2 separate regions of the Homo sapiens genome follow, and region 2 is linked to region 1. A link is a contact called in ENCODE Hi-C or POLR2A ChIA-PET data. All regions are on one chromosome and are shown on one strand. Each heading gives the region's core, a stretch centred on a gene start or an enhancer-like site at or near the end of the contact. The rest is flanking DNA. Distances are from core to core; before and after follow the strand shown. Region 1 overlaps EVA1C (eva-1 homolog C). Region 2 overlaps CFAP298-TCP10L (CFAP298-TCP10L readthrough).

What was found. A loop is a pair of places that touch in the nucleus more often than their neighbours do. ChIA-PET counts read pairs that join two places held with the same protein, here RNA polymerase II (POLR2A). Pooled maps may share reads with other maps.
Region 2: a map of heart left ventricle shows a loop between it and region 1 (2.1-fold over the local background). The contact joins two enhancer-like sites. A Hi-C loop is called at or near these places in 22 of 168 maps with a recorded cell type or tissue (CD4-positive, alpha-beta memory T cell, IMR-90, Right ventricle myocardium inferior and 9 more) and 18 of 50 pooled maps. POLR2A ChIA-PET finds 5 or more read pairs at or near these places in 8 of 52 experiments (AG04450, BJ, CD4-positive, alpha-beta memory T cell and 5 more).

Annotation. Positions count from the first base shown.
Region 1 is chr21:32,513,852-32,519,193 of GRCh38, forward strand. It overlaps EVA1C (eva-1 homolog C), which reads left to right. Exons shown (of 8, transcript NM_058187.5): 8 at 963-1,536. The coding sequence ends at 1,339. Among named protein-coding and RNA genes, the nearest start is that of TCP10L, 69 kb to the right of the region's middle. Within about 2 kb of position 3,085, at least 2 of the 41 ENCODE cell types and tissues checked have a DNase peak (open chromatin) inside an H3K27ac peak, as active enhancers do; they include endothelial cell of umbilical vein, where a contact is called at or near this core.
Region 2 is chr21:32,559,649-32,565,255 of GRCh38, forward strand. CFAP298-TCP10L (CFAP298-TCP10L readthrough) reads right to left here. Exons shown (of 12, transcript NR_146639.2): 12 at 3,844-5,607. It also overlaps the pseudogene RNA5SP490. Among named protein-coding and RNA genes, the nearest start is that of TCP10L, 23 kb to the right of the region's middle. RefSeq lists enhancers at 1,681-2,472, 2,473-3,264. Within about 2 kb of position 2,888, at least 6 of the 41 ENCODE cell types and tissues checked have a DNase peak (open chromatin) inside an H3K27ac peak, as active enhancers do; they include endothelial cell of umbilical vein, where a contact is called at or near this core.

The DNA of each region.
Region 1 (5,342 bases), core at 1,835-4,334:
TTTATATTACAGTTGGCCTTCTGTATCCATGGATTCCTCATCTATGGGTTCAACCAACCTCAGACTGAAAATATCTTTTTAAAATGGATAGTTGCATCTTTACCAAACATGTACAGACATTTTTTCTCCTGTCATTATTCCCAAAACAATACATGGTAACAACTACTTACCTAGCATTTCCATTGCATTAGCTATTACAAGTAATCTAGAAGTGATTTAAAGAATAGGGGAGAATGTGCTTAGGTTTTATGCAAATTCTGTGCCATTTCATATAAGTGACTCAAGCGTCCGTGAATTTTGGTAGCCTGGGAGTGTGGGGGAGGGGTCCTGGAACCAGTCCCCCACGGGTACCAAGGGATGACTGTATATTTATATTTACTTTTTAATCTGAAAAAGGACAGAATTAAGTTTTGCTAACATCTATTATATTATTACTTAGGTTCACATATATACTTCGTACATAAGTTAATTCTTCATGAGCTACTTCTACTACTAATAATAGCAGCACTTTATTGAGCATTTACTATGTGTCAGGGAATATTCTAAGAGCTTTATAGGAATTAACTCATTTCACTGTAATGACTCTGTGATAGAAGATACTATATGCCCCATTTTACAGATGAGGAAACTAAGGCACAGAAAGGTTATGAAACTTGCCCAAAGTCACACAGCTACTGAGTGGCAGACCTGAGTTTGAACTCAGAGGAGTCTGGCTCCTGAGCCCCTCTGCTGTGTGTTTTTCTCCTACACATACATATATTGACTCCGTAGGCGCAAAAGCTTTTTTGAAAAAAAATGTCAGTGGGGATATATGATTATTTTGGTGTAGACAGTCTCAAAGATGCTGGACTGGCATTCTTCATTAGCCCCCTGCTTGGGCAGACATCTGTTTCTGTGGGACTTGGCACTGGTGGAGTCTGCCAGCTCCTCCCAGCTCCTGACATGTTCTCTTCCTCCTGCAGCCCACCCGGAGAGAGCTGCCCTGCTGTTCGTGTCCAGTGTCTGCATCGGCCTGGCCCTCACACTGTGCGCCCTGGTCATCAGAGAGTCCTGTGCCAAGGACTTCCGCGACTTGCAGCTGGGGAGGGAGCAGCTGGTGCCAGGAAGTGACAAGGTCGAGGAGGACAGCGAGGATGAAGAAGAGGAGGAGGACCCCTCTGAGTCTGATTTCCCAGGGGAACTGTCGGGGTTCTGTAGGACTTCATATCCTATATACAGTTCCATAGAAGCTGCAGAGCTCGCAGAAAGGATTGAGCGCAGGGAGCAAATCATTCAGGAAATATGGATGAACAGTGGTTTGGACACCTCGCTCCCAAGAAACATGGGCCAGTTCTACTGAAAACCACATGCATCTTGATGCGATCGCACTTTCTGAAGAAGGAAGGATCCCAAATGCCCCTCCAGTTCTGGTTCACCTGTACCTTCTATGAAGGAGAATTCGTCATGTCATTCAACACTCGTGAGGCCAGGAAGCTATTAAAGGGATGTTTCAAGCTGTTTCTAGCACATTCCAAAATAAATGAGGAGGGAAGAGTCTTTGTTTTCTGTATTTCTTTGAATTTGTGTCTATACATTAATAAGTTATACATAATTAGAATTTACATTTGTTGAGCGCTTATAATGCCAGGCGCTATTCTAACTGCTTTTCATGTTCTGAGTCATTCAATCCTCACAATGTCATGAGCTGGTACTATTACCCCCATTTTACAGATGACTAAACAGAAGATTCCTATATATACACGTAAAACAGTTACACAGATACTCAGCAAACATGAGCTCATGAGTGATTTTAACCACTGACTTGTTTAGACCAACGGTTAGCAAACTTTTTCTTAAAAGGCAAGATGATAGGCTGGGCACAGTGGCTCATGCCTGTAATCCCAGCACTTTGGGAGGCCAAGGCAGGTGGATCACTTGAGGTCAGGAGTTCGAGACCAGCCTAGCCAACACGGTGAAACCCCATCTCTACCAAAAAAATAAAAAATTAGCTGGGTGTGGTAGTGCGCGCCTGTAATCCCAGCTACTTGGGAGGCTGAGGCAGGAGAAATCACTTGAACCTAGGAGGCAGAGGTTGCAGTGAGCTGAGGTCGTGCCACTGCACTCCAGCCTGGGTGACAGAGTGAGAAACTGTCAAAAAAAAAAAAGCAAGATGATAAATATTTTAGGCATTGTGGGTCAAATCCTCTCTGCCACAATTACTCGACTCTCCATTGCAGCTCAAAAGCAGCCACAGATATTACATAATGCATGAACTTGGCTGTATTCCAATAAAACGTTCTTTTTGGACACTGAATTTTAATTTCATTTTATTTTCACATGTTCCACGTTCTTCTTTTTTTTTTTTTTTTTAAACCAGCCATTTAAAAATGTAAAAGCCTGAGGCCAAGAGTTCGAGACTAGCCTGGGCAACATAGTAAGACCCTACCTCTATTTAATTAAAAAAAATTTAAATAAAAGTAAATAAATAAAAATGTAAAAAAACATTCTTAACTCAAAGGCTGTACAAAAACAGACAGCAGGATGGAGCTGGCCTGTAACCTGTTTTTGTAAATAAAGTATGGTTTGCAAAACCTAAAATATTTACTTTCTTGCCCTCTATAGAAAAAAGTTTGCTGACTCCTGGTTTAGAGTTTAAAACAGCAGAGCCCCTGGTGGTAATAGCCATCAACCAGGGTACCTAACAGTGCTGTGGGCCAGGATCAAGTGGAGCTGGCTCCCAAATCTCTCCAAAAACAGGGTCCTACCCCACTTGGGGAGGGCTGGGTGGAGGAGCAGAAGAAAGAGTTCAGAAAACAGACCCCAGTGGGAGAACTTATTATTGGTTCCTGCAGACGGCTCTCCCTGGTAGACAGGAGGCTTATAGCTGTGGCATCAAATAAGAAAACATGTTTTTTTTCTTTTTTGTCCTAGTAATCCCAGGGGCTTAGAATATAAACATGATTGCATTTTTCATATGCCTATTACCAAAGAGCTCTCTCTCTGTTATCTTATTATCTTACTTCGTCATCACTAACCCTATAAACATATGTAGATGAGGAAGCTGAAGGCCGCCAGGGTAAGTATCGTCCAGCCCACGTCACACAGCTGGGAAGTGCTGGGACTGACTCGTCCTGAGTGCTCAGGAAACATAGCTGTTCCCACAGGAACTCCTACAGTGACAGGTATGGAGAAGGCATGTCTCTCTCAGTCTTGCAGACCATAAGGGTGAAGGGCCTATCTGCAGGATGCAGAGGAGGGTGGGTGTGGAGTGAGGAGGCTCAGCTGCCACTCTGGCATTCATTTTTAGTAAGTTGAAATCCACATAATGTAAAATTAACTCTCTCAATGACGTTTAGTCCATTTGCAATGTTGTGCAAACACCACCTCTATCTAGTTCCAAAACATTTCATCACCCCAAAAGAAAACTCTCTGCCCGTTAAGCAGTCACTCCCCATTCCTCCCTCCCTCCAGCCCCTGGAAAACACCAATTTGCTTTCTGTCACTATGGATTAGCCTGTTCTGGATAGTTCATGTAGATGGGATCACACAACATGTAGTCTCTTGTGACTGCCTCATTTCACTTAACATAACGTCCTCAAGATCCATCTATGTTGTAGCAAGTGTAGCATGTGTTCATTCCTTTTCAGGGCTGAATAATATTCCATTGTACGGCTAGCCCACAGTTTGTTTATCCAGCCATCAGCTGGTGGACATTTGGCTGGTTCCTTTGGCCACTGTGAATAGTGCTGCTGTGAACGTTCATGTGTGGCATTTCACCAGCACAAAGCAGCAACTACAGACAGAGCTGGTGGGAAATCCTGTGTGTCCACTCAGTGGAAGGAAGGGGAAAGTCAAGATGGGTCAGAATGGCACCCCCTCTTCTACCCTCCACACCTGCCAATTTCAAAGCAAGCTTCCCTTACACAGGCCCCCTGCAGGTGGGAGAGCAGGGATTGGCCAAGAGAGGTGTCATACAGATGGGCTGGGGGTGGTTTGGGTGGAGATTGAAATTCCTCAGGATTTCCAGGTACCGGAATTTCTCCCATAGGGAGAAATTGAAGGGGTTGAGGATGATGTGTTTTAACCCTTTCCCCGTTTAGGAAAAAAAAAAAAACGCGACTCACTGTCAGCGCTCATTTAATTTTACATAAACACACTTTGAGGCCGAAGCAAATCTGACTGATTTTCAGTGTGAACATAAAATATAAAAAGCGTTCTTGGGGCCGGGCGCAGTGGCTCACGCCTGTAATCCCAGCACTTTGGGAGGCCGAGGTCGGTGGATCACGAGGTCAGGAGATCGAGACCACCCTGGCTAACATGGTGAAACCCTGTCTCTACTAAAAATACAAAAAAATTAGCCGGGTGTGGTGGCGGGTGCCTGTAGTCCCAGCTATTCGGGAGGCTGAGGTAGGAGAATGGCATGAACCCAGCAGGTGGAGCTTGCAGTGAGCTGAGATCGCGCCACTGCACTCCAGCCTGGGAGACAGAGTGAGACTCCGTCTCAAAAAAAAAAAAAAAAAAAAAAAAGAAAAGAAAAAGTGTTCTTGGAGTTATTTCTAAACAGAACTAACAACAGAATCATCTATTTCAGAAAAACTAAATTCATCAAATGAATCTTCAGCCAACAACTGTTGGAGAATGACGTTAACCTCAGGCATGGGAATGCTACATTTTCTAGGATTTGACATTTTCAGCAATCGAGGATTACTACACTTTATAAATGGAGATACCTCTACTAAAAACAGAATGCTATAAACAGAATGATGTCTTTTGTTTCCAAAGTCAATGTACAAGAGCAATGCAAAAATAATAATAAAAGAGAGATTTCCTGGAAAAGTTATCTCGGAGTAAACGCTACAGCCTCAAGTGCCACTCGTGAGTATTCTCAGGGCAAATGGGAGAAGGGTTAAATCTGTCATTGGAGAGAAATCTATCTATGTATTTATTTATTTATTTGAGAGAGTCTTGCTCTGTTGCCCAGGCTGGAGTGCAGTGGCATTATTTCAGCTCACTGCAACCTCCATCTCCCGGGTTCAAGTGATTCTCCCTGTCTCAACCTCCTGAGTAGCTGGGATTACAAGTGTTCACCATCACACCTTGCTAATTTTTGTATTTTTAGTAGAGACAGGGTTTCAACATGTTAGCCAGGCTGGTCTTGAACTCCTGACCTCTAGTGATCCTCCCGCCTCAGCCTCCCAAAGTGCTGAGATTACAGGCATGAGCCACTGTGCCTGGCCTGGAGAGAAATCTATTCCAGATCATATCAGAGAATGCAGTGAATTCCATTGTCCAACTATTTCATAACGATTTTGTTCTAATCAAAGAGAATCTTTGTCCTTTCATGTCCCTGAGTTCAGCAAGGA
Region 2 (5,607 bases), core at 1,638-4,137, 46 kb after region 1:
ACTATATAGAAATAATATGTCAAGGTATATGGACTTAAATCATGTTTAATAATGAATATTCCAGTATTTTAGCTTGAACATGACTCATTTTCTGATTTTTTGTATTACTTAATTTAACATAACATGACTCTTGGATTTTAAATTACAGAAAATAATTTTGAGTCGGGCGCAGTGGCTCACACCTGTAATCCCAGCACTTTGGGAGGCTGAGGCGGGGGGATCACGAGGTCAAGAGATCGAGACCATCCTGGCTAACATGGTGAAACCTCGTCTCTACTAAAAATACAGAAAGAAATTAGCCGGGCGTGGTGGTGGGCGCCTGTAGTCCCAGCTACTCAGGAGGCTGAGGCAGGAGAATGGCATGAACCCAGGAGGCAGAGCTTGCAGTGAGCCGAGATCGCACCACTGCACTCCAGCCTGGGCAACAGAGCGAGACTCCATCTCAAAAAAAAAAAAAAAATTTTGAGGCTATGACATAGGCAGCCTCCCTAATGTCTCCTCCCAGCCATTCTAGGTCCCAAGAAGCCATGTGCCACCCATGAGGACTATGAAGATCAGGGCCTCTCTGAGTCCATCAGAACAGAAGCCAGAGCTGTGAAGGCTATACTTGGAGAATCCAACCCCTCCCACAATAGCCAGGAGTCAAAACAGGGAAAGCAGAGGAAGAAGGGGCCATATTGGGCTTGTAGCTGGTGGTCTAGGCACCAAGAATGCGTCTCCAGATGTCATCTTGGCCACCTATCCAGACCCCTGAATCCAGAGACTCTAAACCAAAGACATAAGCTCACAATCAAATCAAGCGAGTATCTAATTATATTTAACTGATAGTTTTGAAGCCATTTTTATTTTATGAACGAATTAAAAACTAGCTTTATTTACCAGATACCACATACACATAACATATATAGACATACAAACGAACAGAAGCGGATCCTATAGCTTTTGCCAGTTTTTAAATACTTTTTCTTTTCTCCATTTGGTGTATCAATCTTTCTATTACCTGTTTCATTTCCCTAAGCAATTGTTAACTAGGCAACAAATTTGCATTTCTAAAGAGAGAACTTGCCACAATTCCCAGTTGCTATGAGAGGGAAATTGACACAATCCCTTAGGTGAAACAAAAAAACCATGTATATTTCATAAGCACAGAGCTAAGATTCTCGGCCTAAGTATTGATTCATCATTTGCTCAAACCCAGGGAAAAAAAAAAACTGCTCAAGTAAAAGTTCACTTAAGATAGACAGAAAAGCACCTTAAACAAAGGCATTACTGATTATTTAAATTTAAAAAAAGGTTAGAGTTTCTATTGTACATTGGCAGACATCCCTACAAATTGAGATTTCCTTTATAGATGTAAATTTCCTTTACAAAAGAGTTTCAAGGTAGCCAATTAAATTCCAGAAAGGTGCATTTTATTTCAATAGGGTGTCCTTTTTAATGTAACCACTGTTTCTTAGTTAAAATTACTGAGTTCAGGGTGGAACCCATTAGGGAACAGAGTCAAAAAAGCATCCTCTATGGCTGGCCTCCCGCATGGATAGGTCGGAACAAGAAGCAAGCCTATTTTACCTGACGGCCTAACTTTTATAAATACCTTATCTAGGATAGCTTTCTTTCCACCTTTAGGGTGGAATAGTAACTAAGCAAAGATTAGCAGATTTAATTTTTCTTATCAATTAGTTTCTTAAGCTTTTTATTTGCCTTTCATAAAATCTTTAAATAAAAAGATTGAAATCTTTTTAGAAGCTTCTGCATATCAATAGGCATCCCTAGATGAGACTAATTCAGGAGGCCTCATTTTCAAATGCATTTCTTCAGTGCAGTGTTGTTTATTTGGAACCTTCCATGGTAAATTATCTTTAGTAAGATTTCACCATTTCTGTAAGACTTTGCTGCTTCTGAGGCCTCATACTTATGCATCGTGAAAGGAAAATAAATCTTGGGGCCCCAAAATCACTAAGCTAAAGGGAAGAGTCAAGCTGGGAACTGCTTAGGGCAAACCTGCCTCCCATTCTAATTCAAAGTCACTCCTAAGCTCACTGAGATGAATGCATATCTGATTGCCTCCTTTGGAGAGGTTCATCAGAAACTCAAAAGAATGCAACCATTTGTTTCTTATCTACCTATGACCTGGAAGCCCCCTCCTGGCTTTCCAGACCTAACCAATATTCATCTTACAAATGTTGATTGATGTCTCATGTCTCCCTAAAATGTATAAAACCAAACTGTGCTCTGACCACCTTGGGCACTTGTCATCAGGACCTCCTGAGGCTGTCACAGGTGCGCATCCTCAACCTTGGCAAAATAAACTTTCTATATTAATGGAGGCCTGTCTCAAATATTTGGGGTTCACAGCATGTATAAGCCAGAAGGTACTCAGTTCTTCCAAAACTAAAGGTTCCATCTTTACCTGAAATATTGGCTTTGGAGATCAGGTTCCCTTAATCAACTTGGCTAATCATTTTTTTCCCTATCTAAGCCTGCAATAAAAATGAAACAAAGAGGAGAATAGAAAAATCCCCATGAATTTCCAAAAGCCAAATTTTACACCCCCTGCAATATTGCCATTTACTACTGGTTTCTTTCTGTCCCAGTCAGACATAAGAGGCCTATAACTGGATCCAAGCCAGCTAATTATCAGATCCAATCCGACCCCTTAGATAGGAATTTGAGCAAGATAAAAAATATCAGAGCTTAGTCCTCAGTGGGTCCAGTGGGTACCTTGCTTAGTCACTCAGCACTCATGGGGGTCATCAGAGGATCTACTTTGGATCTCACTTCTGATGCCACCTATTAAATGAAAAAACTTTGGCTGAATTAAATTTAAGAGTTTAATTTAGCAAAGAACAATTTGTGAATCAGACAGCCTCCTGAGCCAGAGTAGGCTCAGAGACTCTAGCGCAGCCACGTGGTAGAAGACTTACAGGCAGAAAAAGGAAAGTGACGTGCAGAAAACAGATGTGAGGTACAGAAACAACCAAATTGGTTGCAGCTCGGCAGGCATTTGCCTTATTTGAACATAGTTTGAACAGTTAGCCCTTGATTGGCCAAAACTTGGTGATTGGCACAAAAGTAGGCTTCAGTCTGTTTACATCTTCATTTAGGTTAAAGTTCACTATGTACAGAGAAGCCTTTAGGCTGAACTTAAAATACGTTAAAAGGCAGCTTTAGTCTAAACTTGATTTAACAATATAAAGAATTGAGGCAAAGAGAATTTCATAACTTGCTCAAGATCACAGAGAAATGAGAAACTTAGAATAACTCTCAAGTACTCGGACTCCAGACTGGATGCTGTTAACCTCCCCTAGACTCTCATGTCTATATTGCTTTTGGCCTATAACTTTTTCATGTGTGTGCATGAAATTGTGAACTTCTTTTCAGTGATAGTCTTGTGTTCTTATTTTATTACACTTTTTAGTTCTTCTTGAATATGGCTGCACCACTCTGAACACGCCTGATCTTGTCTGATCTCATGAAGCTAAGCAGGGTCAGGCCTGGTTAGTATTTGGATGGGAGGAATAGATCTTGAATTTTATAAATAGCACTCAGACATCTATTTTTATGCTTATTTTTAAATGTCTTGATAAAATGTTTGACTACTATTACATTCTTGGGAAAAATCTCCCTTTTTTGTGTTACACTTTTAATAATCACTAGATTTTGTTTGCTAAAATGTTATTTAGAATTTTTCATGTATTTTTCACTGGACTGTGATTTTTCTTTTTATATAACATCTTTTTTAAGGGTCTTTGTTAATATTACACTCAAGTTTTCTTGTTTTCTTTGCCCTGAATTCAAGCAGTTAAAAATCCATGGGAAATAGTTTTCCTTGACATTTTCTTTTTTTTTTTTTTTTTTGAGACAGAGTCTCGCTCTGTCACCCAGGCTGGAGTGCAGTGGCGTGATCTCGCCTCACTGCAACCTCTGCCTCCTGGGTTCATGCCATTATCCTGCCTCAGTCTCCTGAGTAGCTGGGACTACAGGTGCCCGCCACCACGCCTGGCTAATTTTTTATTTTTTGTATTTTTAGTAGAGACAGGGTTTCACTATGTTAGCCAGGATGGTCTCGATCTCCTGACCTCGTGATCTGCCTGCCTTGGCCTCCCAAAGTGCTGGGATTACAGGTGTGAGCCACTGCGCCCGGCCTTTTCCTTGACATTTTCAAAGAACTATGCATGTAATATTATAGTGACTGTTCACCCAGCCCCTTGCCCTAAAGCCTGGTAACATGATTAACTCATGATTCCTGGATAAATGCTATGTTCTCATTCCTCCATTTTTATCTATACGTAAGGCTCTTGGCTTTGAATTTTATTTCTATCTCTTTGTTTGGTTAAGTTCATCTTGGTAAAACATTAGCTCTCCCCGCATTTGTTCTCAGTTCTATGATGTAGAGTTGATAAACTTTCCCAGTAGGACAGACACATATTTTGCCCAATGTGTGTTCTCTGTAAATGCAGGTGAGGAAGGAGGGGTAATTAGAGGAAACAGAATTAGAATCTCTAGGGATTTGAGCCCTTAAACAATTCTACGATAAACTACAATTTATACAATATTTTCTGAGTCATGTAGTTTTGTGTTGGATTGCTTTCGGTCTGGTAGAATTCAGCTGGGAAACCAACTGGTCCAGGGCTTTTTTGGTTGGTAGGTTTTTCATTACTGATTCCATTTCAGAAGTTGATATTGGTCTATTCACGTTAACAGTCTTTTCCTGATTCAATCTTGGAAAATCGTGTGCTTACAGGAAAGTATCCATTTCCTCTAGATTTTCTAATTTGTGTGCTTAGAGTTATTCATAATAGTTTCTGAAGGTCTTTTGTATTTCTGTGGGACCAGTTATGATACTGATAAAAAAAAAAACCACCTTTTTCATTTCTGATTGTGCTTTCTTGGATCTTCTCTTTCTTTTTCTTTGTTAAACTGGCTAGTGGCCTATCGATTTTATTTTTTTGAAAAACCAAGTCTTGGTTTTATTGATCTTTTGTATGGATTTTTACATGTCAATTTCATTAAGTTCTTCTCTAATTTCAGTGGTTTTTCTTCTGCTAGTTTTGGATTTTCTCCTCCCTAGTTCCTTTCCCTTAGTTGACCTAGTTTCTTCCTTTCCAAAGATAGATTGTTAATTTGAGATTTTTTTAACTTCTTGATGAAGACATTTAGGGCTATAAACTTTCCTCTTAACACTGCCTTGGCTGCATCCAGAGATTTTGGTAAGTTGTGTCCCTATTTTCATTAATTTCAAACGATTTTTTTGATTTCTGCCTCAATTTTGATGTTGACCCAGGAGTTATGCTAGAGTAAGTTAGTTAATTTCATGTATTTGTATAGTTTGAGGCAATCTTGATATTGATTTCTACTATTATTGTACTGTGATTCAAGAATGTGCTTTGGTATGACTTCAATCATTTTGAATTTATTGAGACTTTTTATGATCAAGCATGTGGTTGATCTTAGAATACATTCTGTGTGCAGACAAGAAAAATGTATATTTTTTGGTTGTTGGGTGTAGTGTCCTGTAGCTGTCTGAGATCCAGTTGGTCAAGTGTCAAGTTTAAATCCAGAGTTTCATTGTTAACTTTCTGCCCTGATGATCTAACGCTGTCAGTA